Linked DNA regions of Homo sapiens: region 2 is linked to region 1. A link is an interaction called in ENCODE POLR2A ChIA-PET data of the cell type or tissue named here. Cell type or tissue: GM12878. All regions are shown on one strand.

The links. ChIA-PET counts read pairs that join two places held together with the same protein. Peaks named below come from ENCODE experiments on the same cell type or tissue, not always from the same donor. Only the 100,000 strongest peaks of a DNase experiment are listed, where the experiment ranks them.
Region 2: POLR2A ChIA-PET joins it to region 1 with 5 read pairs; 1 of 35 experiments calls an interaction of 5 or more read pairs at or near these places.

What each region holds. Positions count from the first base shown.
Region 1 is chr3:17,177,883-17,181,882 of GRCh38, reverse strand. All of the region lies in intron 20 of TBC1D5 (TBC1 domain family member 5), which reads left to right. Among named protein-coding and RNA genes, the nearest start is that of PLCL2-AS1, 130 kb to the right of the region's middle. RefSeq lists an enhancer at 1,961-2,010. In GM12878, no CTCF peak of the experiment used is centred here; DNase peaks (open chromatin) are centred at 193 and 1,842.
Region 2 is chr3:17,800,883-17,804,882 of GRCh38, reverse strand. No RefSeq gene overlaps it. Among named protein-coding and RNA genes, the nearest start is that of TBC1D5, 60 kb to the right of the region's middle. In GM12878, a CTCF peak has its summit at 1,608; a DNase peak (open chromatin) is centred at 1,692.

The sequences.
Region 1 (4,000 bases):
TAATATAAGTAGATATTAGTGATAGATTATTAGGTGATAAAAACAGATGGCAAAATGGTATATATTTGGCCTGAAAATACTGTTAACAGTGGTTGCCTAGGTAAAAGGAAGGTTATAGAGGGACTTTCCAAGGGACCTAATCTTCTATGCTTAGAAAATAGAAGACATGCCCTGAAAATCTGTGGATGGCTTCAGTGCATGTAACTAGCACTGGGGGGTCAACCTGTATACGTAGCAGGCAGAGCCAGTTGTAAGGGTGGTGAAGTGGTGTCTGAGAAACAGACAACCTCATGAGGCATCAAACAGATCTAGGGTTGAACCCAGGCCCTGTCCCTTAACTCAGCCTGCTTATGAATGTGTCCTCATATGTCGACACATATGTACTTGACATTTCCATCTATCTTGCCAGTTCCTTGCCAAAAAATATTTTTAAACCCTAGTATCAGGAATGGCCCAAAGTGGGTATTAAACACAAGTCATCTCATCTTTCCTTTTAACTCTTTAACTGTCTCTTCTCAGGGAAGAATCTGAGAGACTCTTCCAGCCCATGGCCGTAGAGCTGAGTAATAACTTGTCCAGAGTCTACAACTGGTTAGTTGAAAAGCTGGACTAGTACCACATTTCCCAGTACCCAACTGAATATTCCTCTATCAAATGATGCAAAACGATGCTGGAATTTGGGATGTGCTAGTTCTAAGATGAGGTGTGTGAGCTCCTTGAGCAAGAATAGCTATGTCAGAACTTAATGATGCCTCTGGGGCACTTAGTGACATGAGGGCCACTGAGCCTCCATTATGCACTGGGGTACAGGCTACTGAGGTGGCTGTGAGAGCTGTCTCAGAAACTTACTCTAGGAGTTACTTCTCCAGATCCTTTCCTAATGTTAATTATTTTCGCAAAGTTCCATTCATATCGAGAGAACTCCATCACACCTTATGTTTTCTTTTCTTTTTTTTTTTTTTTTTTGGTGTAAATGTAAGGGGTACAAATGCGCTTTTGATACATGGATATACTGCACAGTGGTGAAGTCTGGGCTTTTAGTGGAACCATCACCCAAATAGTGTACATTGTACCCATTAAGTGATTTCTCATCCCTCACCACCCTCCCACCTTTCTGAGTCTCCAGTGTCTATTATTCCATGCTCTATGTCCATATATACACATTATTTAGCTCCCACTTGTAAGTGAGAACATGCAGAATTTGACTATTTCTGAGTGGTTTCACTTAGCATAATGGCCTCCAGTTCCATCCATGTTGCTGCAGAAGACATGATTTCATTCTTTTTATGGCTGAATAGTATTCCATTTTATATATGTAGCACATTTTCTTTATCCAGTCATCCATCCAATGCCGGACACTTAGGTTGCTTCTCTATCTTTGCTATTACTATATCGCCCTATGTTTTTGTCACACATGCAATAAGTATCTTAAAATGTCAAGTACTATTTAAGGCTGTTTTTATAACTGATAGCAGAACAAATGTAGAGAAAATCCTTTCAGTTAAAAATTATTTAATGACATTTGGTCAAATGGCCCTTTAATTATAGAGATAATAAAATTGACAGGTTAACAGTATTTCCTCACAGTTTTGGAACCCAAAACTAGAAGGCCATTTGTGTTGCCAAAACTACCAAAATTCTAATTTTATTACCTCCAAGTGATGGAATTATTTGAATTCAAAGGTTTAGAGACAGGAATTGAAAATATGTTTTATTAAACCTAAACTTTTCCTGTCAGCTTTAGAAGAGGTTTTTTACATGTTGATTTTTCTGTTGCTATGGTTACTCTCCTTGTCATCCTGACAGTGAGTTGAAAGCCATTGACAGTATTAATCTCTGTGGCTGAGCTTAGGCTATTTTTAGATATGCCGTACTTCACACATAATTGCACGTGGGTGAGCAACCTACGCTAGTCTGATCTGTGAGCAGCTGGGCTGAGCTGCCAGCTGTTTACAGGGAATACATGAGCTGCTCATCCTTCTGGGCTCTAATGCCCATACCCTCCTGCTCCCAATGGAAGTGTTTCCATTCATCTGTTTGGTATTTGGACACCTTGGTTTCCAGCAGCTTGCCCTTTCATTGATGAGTCATACAGATAATTAGATGGTTAAATGCAATTAATGAAGGAAAATTTGATTTCCCATGCTTCTGTTGAGAGTACTGTAGCTCATAGGATCGTAGAATATTAAAGATGTAAAAGCCCTAGAAGTCAACCTAGCTGTTCTTTATTTGCAGATGAGGAAGCCAAGGCCCAGGAAGGGTGAGTGACGCTTCCAGCTAGCTGGCAACGAGAGTCCAGACCTGAATCTAGTCCTTGGCTTCTCTTTCACTGATTAGTCTACTGAGGCCACACTTGAATCAGCAGTAGGATTTCAAATCTTGTTATTTTATTGCACCCATCGTAACTGATTTTGTACTTGTCATAATATTTATGCATGAATTAGCTGAAAAAGGAGGCCAGTTTTGAACATCAGTTTATTTGCCTCCATAAGAACTTTATAAACTTAATTTTCTGATGTTTATAAAAACAACTTTCAATGAATATCTTTGGAAATGTTCAATAGGGCAATTAACAAATGACATTTGAAAAAGTGAGGAAGAAAATGTGATCACCAGACAGCTTTCTCTCTGTCAACTACACTATGAAAAAAGAGTTTCGTGATTATTTTTAAGAATTTTAAATACGCTTTTTATTGCGGGTAGCAGAGTCCTCTATAGGAGGAAAAGATACAATTCACCTGAAGATCTTGTTAAAAATGAAGATTCTGGAGTCTGATGTTGGAGGCACGTGCCTATAGTCTCAGCTACTGGGAATGCTGAGGTGGGAGGATCACTTGAGGCCAGGAGTTCGAGGGTGCAGTGTGCTGTGATCCGGCCTGTGAATAGCGACTGCCCTCCAGCCTGTGCAACATATCAAGATGACGTCTCCAAAAAGGGAACCCTGACCAGCATGGCCATGCCTATAATCCTGGCACTTTGGGAGGCCGAAGCAGGAGGATTGCTTAAGCTCAGGAGTTCAAGACCAGTCTAGATAACAGAGGAGACCTAGTTTCTATTAAAAAAAAAAAATTAAAAATTAGTTGGGCATGGTGGCATATGTCTGTAGTCCCATCTACTCAGGAAGCTGAGCTGGGAGGATCACTTGTGCCAGGAGGTGGCGGATGCTCATGCCACTGCACTCCAGTCTAGGTGAGAGAGCAAGACCCTATCTCTAAAAAAATAAAATAAATAAAAGAGAACTTTTGTTCATTGTTGGTGGGAACATAAATTGGTACAGCTACTATAGAGAACAGTTTGGAGGTTCCTAAAAACTAAAAATTGAGCTAAAAATATGATCCTGCAATTCCATTCCAGGGTATATACTCAAAAGGAAAGGAAATCAGTATATCGAAGAGATATCTGCACTCCCATGTTTTTTTAGCACTGTTCACAATTGCTAACATTTGGAAGCAACCTAAGTGTCCATCAACAGATGAATGGATAAAGAAAATGTGGTATATATAAAGAATGGAGCACTAGGCCAGGCACAGTGGCTCACGCCTGTAATCCCAGCACTTTGGGAGGCCGAGGTGGGTGGATCACGAGGTCAGGAGATCGAGACCATCCTGGCTAACATGGTGAAACCCCGTCTCTACTAAAAATACAAAAAATTAGCCAGGCGTGGTGGTGGGCGCATGTAGTCCCAGCTACTCAGGAGGCTGAGGCAGGAGAATGGCGTGAACCCAGGAGGCAGAGCTTGCAGTGAGCCGAGATCGCGCCACTGCACTCCAGCCTGGGCGACAGAGCGAGACTCCATCTCAAAAAAAAAAAAAAAAAGGAGCACTATTCAGCCATAAAAAGAATGAGATCCTGTCATTTGCAACAACATAGAACTGGAGGTCATTATATTAAATAAGCCAGGCACAGAAAGACAAACTTTTCATGTTCTCTCTTATTTGAGGGATCTAAAAATAAAAACAATTGAACTCATGGAGATAAAGAGTAGAATGATGGTAACACA
Region 2 (4,000 bases), 620 kb before region 1:
AAACTGGAAGACTATTTTATAATGTTCAAGTGTTGAAGTTTCTATTTGGTTAAGTATCAATAGATATGAAAACACATATCCCCATAAAAGCCTGTATCTGAATGTAGCAGCATTATTTATAATAGCCAAAAAGTGGAAACAACCCAAATGTCCATCACTGATTAATAGATAAAAACGAAATGTGGCATATCGATAGAATGAAATATTATTTGGCAATAAAGGAATGAAGTGTTGATACATGCTACAACATAAATGGACCTTGAAAACATTTTCCTAAGTGAAAGATGCCTGTTACAAATGACCACATATTCTATGGTTCCATTTATATAAAATGTCAAGAATAGGCAATTCCATAAATACAAAAAATAGTTTAGTGGTTGTCAGGGCTGGGGGAAGAAGTGAATGTGGGGGTGGCCGCTAATGAGCATGGGGCTTTTTCTTGGGATGTTGAAAATTATAAAATTAGACAGTAGGGATGGTTATACAACTTTGTGAATATACTAAAAATCACTGAATTGTAAACTTAATTTTATGTGACATAAATTATATTTCAAGAATCCTGTTATGTAAAAACAAAAAAAAATACTGTTGTAGCACAAATACTTTAAAAATTAGTTGCTCCTATATTCATATAATCTAAAGAAAGAAGTAGCCAGAAAAAAATGTGTAGCTGGAGAGATAGCATTTTTTTGACATTTTTTGGACAGAGTTTTAAAAAATATAACATACATACATAAAAGTGCAGAAATGCTGTGAACAACTTGTTGAATTTTCACATGATGACTAGGTTAAGATACAGGACTTTTCTGTAACCTGTGGCCTAGAAGTCCCCTAGTACTCTCTGCCAGGACCTGGTTCAGAGTATTTCTTTTTTGTTTGTTTGTTTTTGAGACGGAGTCTCGCTCTGTCGCCCAGGCTGGAGTGCAGTGGCACAATCTCGGCTCACTGCAACCTCCACCTCCCGGGTTCATGCCATTCTCCTGCCTCAGCCTCCCGAGTAGCTGGGACTACAGGCGCCCGCCACCACGCCCGGCTAATTTTTTGTATTTTTTAGTAGCGACAGGGTTTCACCGTGTTAGCCAGGATGGTCTCGATCTCCTGACCTCGTGATCCGCCCACCTCGGCCTCCCAAAGTGCTGGAATTACAGGCGTGAGCCACCGTGCCCGGCCCAGAGTATTTCTTTAAAGAATCCTAACCTCAAGGTCTGCTTCTAAGAAATCCAACATAAGACAGAATGGATTCCAGGATCCCTTTACTCTTCCCTCCCCTCAAACCTCCAAATGCCATATTTAAGAGAGGAGAAGAAGGAAATCCAAGAGGCTAAGCTTTACCCTAAAAGATTATAATCAGAAGTTGTCATGTGAATGGACTCAGTGACTAAACTCAAAGGATATGCCTAGAACTGAAAAATATTGAAATAGCAACCAGCAAGCGGACATTGTCACAGCTACTCTAGGTGTTGGGGGACCATGAGAAAAGCTACTGCCAGTTCCCTGCATATCTGATGCCATCTGAGTTCATCACGTAACCCCTCCAGAGAGATACTCTATATACAGCATGGAGCTCAGTGACTGGCACATAGTCATGCCCACTGAAGTGCAGTTATTCGCCACTGCCTAGCGCTGTGACCCCAGATAAGTAATTTAACCTCCGCTGGCCTTTGAGTCTCCAACTATATAAATAAAGGAGGGAAATGCTGAATGAGTTGTGGTTTTCACATCAATGACAATGTAATTGTAACTGGTTCAAAGAACTTCCACTTTCACATCAGATGGGGCAAATGGTTATTCTTATTTATAACCAGTACAATGTAGGTTCTGGCCCTTGAAGGACTGTGATAAACTCCCCTGTGACAGGCTTCCATAAAGCAGAGAAAGGGGTCAAGTTCCACTGTGGCCATATGCTATCTAAGACTGTCAGGGTAACCTTTGAGAGGCAAATCAGTCCCTTGCTGGAAGAATATGCCTAGACGTCCCTTTAACAATAAGTGAAACTCTCTATTCTTTGAAAAATACATGAATGTGTTCAGCTTAAACCAACAGTCGGAGAGGGCTGCTTTAAAAAATCTGATAATCTAAGATGCTGCAGTGAAGGGGGTTAGGTAAAAAGAGACTAAAGCTAATGAATATCATGCTAGTGAGCTTGTTCCCACAGTTTACTATTCAGCCTTGACACTGTCAAAATTTACGGGATGATAAAACCCACCTCAACAGAAGAACGAATTCAAAGTTCCTTTGCCTAATACTGAAGATCATTCATGATCTGGTTCTTCATTCTCCTTCAAAGGCATTTTCCACCAATTCTGTTGGCTGTTAGGTAATTGAATATTGCTCTGCTACTCCATCAAGAGAGCTCCCATGTTTTTGCACCTGCTATTCTCTAGCGTGAACTTTTAATCTACTTCTTATTTAAGAATTCCTATATTTTTTAAGAGTTAGACTCACTTAATAGTCAAGTAGATTGGATCTTGGGTTTTTTAAAATGCAGCTAAAAAGACAGTTTGTGTGATAAGTGGGGAATTTGAATATGGCCTGGATATTAGATGAAGGAAAGAATTGCTAATAGTTTTATGGTTATGTAGGAGAATGTTCTTACTTTTTAGTAAATGCACATAAATTGTTTAAGATAGAATGGTTGATGTCTATAACTTACTTCTAAATGGGTCATAAGAAAAGTACACAGAGAAGATAAAGCAAATATAGAAAAATATAAACAATTTTTGAATCTAGTGATAAGTATTGAGGTGTTCACTGAATTGGTTTTTTTTTCAACTTTCCCTTATGCTTGAAAATTTTCATAATAAAAAGTTGGGAGGTGAAGGGAATCAAAGTAAGTACCTGGTGTTATCCTAAACCAAATATAAGTAATATGTGAATTTTCAAAAAGTTACCTCAAATGTCATCTCCTCAGTGAAGACTGTCCTGACCTCTGAATTTGGGGGCCCACATCTTACCCAAGCACTAGTACTTGTCGCAGTGTAGGGCATTCTCGTTGACATATGCAGCAGAATAATTTGTCAACTTATTTTTTGTGTTTGGTTCTCACTATTTTTTTCCTCTCTGACTCCCCAGGAACAAGCAGGACTCAGGAGAGTTTCATCCAAAGTGTCAAACTTTGGGAAGGTGCCTTGTTGAACTGTAAAATCCTATCACAAGTGTATTTAGTCAAGTTACGGGTACAGAAAATTACTGTATTAGAGTTTGGAATACCCCAATACTGAAAACTCGAGTAATCATATATAGAAGCTTCATGAAAAGAGTGGTGAGCAAGACGAGTCTTGAGATGTGACATACAATTTGGATTAGGAGAAGGTATTCCTGAGAGTATAAATGGTTTGAATAAATATGGGGGAAACAGAATAGCCAAAGTCTGTTTGTATCAAAATGAATAGAATTCATTAATTCATTCAGCAACTGTATTCCTACCCACCGTGAATAAAGTAATGTGCTAGGGACTGAAGATATAATTGTAAGCAAAATAAACAATGCCTGATGTCCTCAATTGGGGTATGAAAAACCTCAGGGCTATGGGCCAAATATAGCTCACTACATTTTTTTGTCAAGTTTTATTGAAACACAGCCACACTCACTTGTTTACATTTTGTCTGTGACTACTTTTGCACTACAACAGCAGGGTTGAGTAGCTGCAACAGAGTCTAAAATATTTACTATTTGGTCTTTTGCAGAAAAAAATGCTGACTCTTACCCTAGAGCACACAGCTTTATAGGGAGACAGGTATTAGTTAAATAACTATAAATAAATTAAAAATGCAGCATTGATAAGGGCCATGAATGTGAGCTATGTGGTACCATGGAAGCACACATAATAAAGGAATTTGACCTAATAGGAGCAATAACAGAAGATTGATTACATAGTTTAAAATTGAGGTCAAAGCTAAAGGATAAGTAGGAGCTGACCAGATAAAGCAGAAAAATAAGAACTCATCTCAGAGAGACAGAATATTACATGTAGAGGCTCTATAGGAATAAAAAAGCTTTA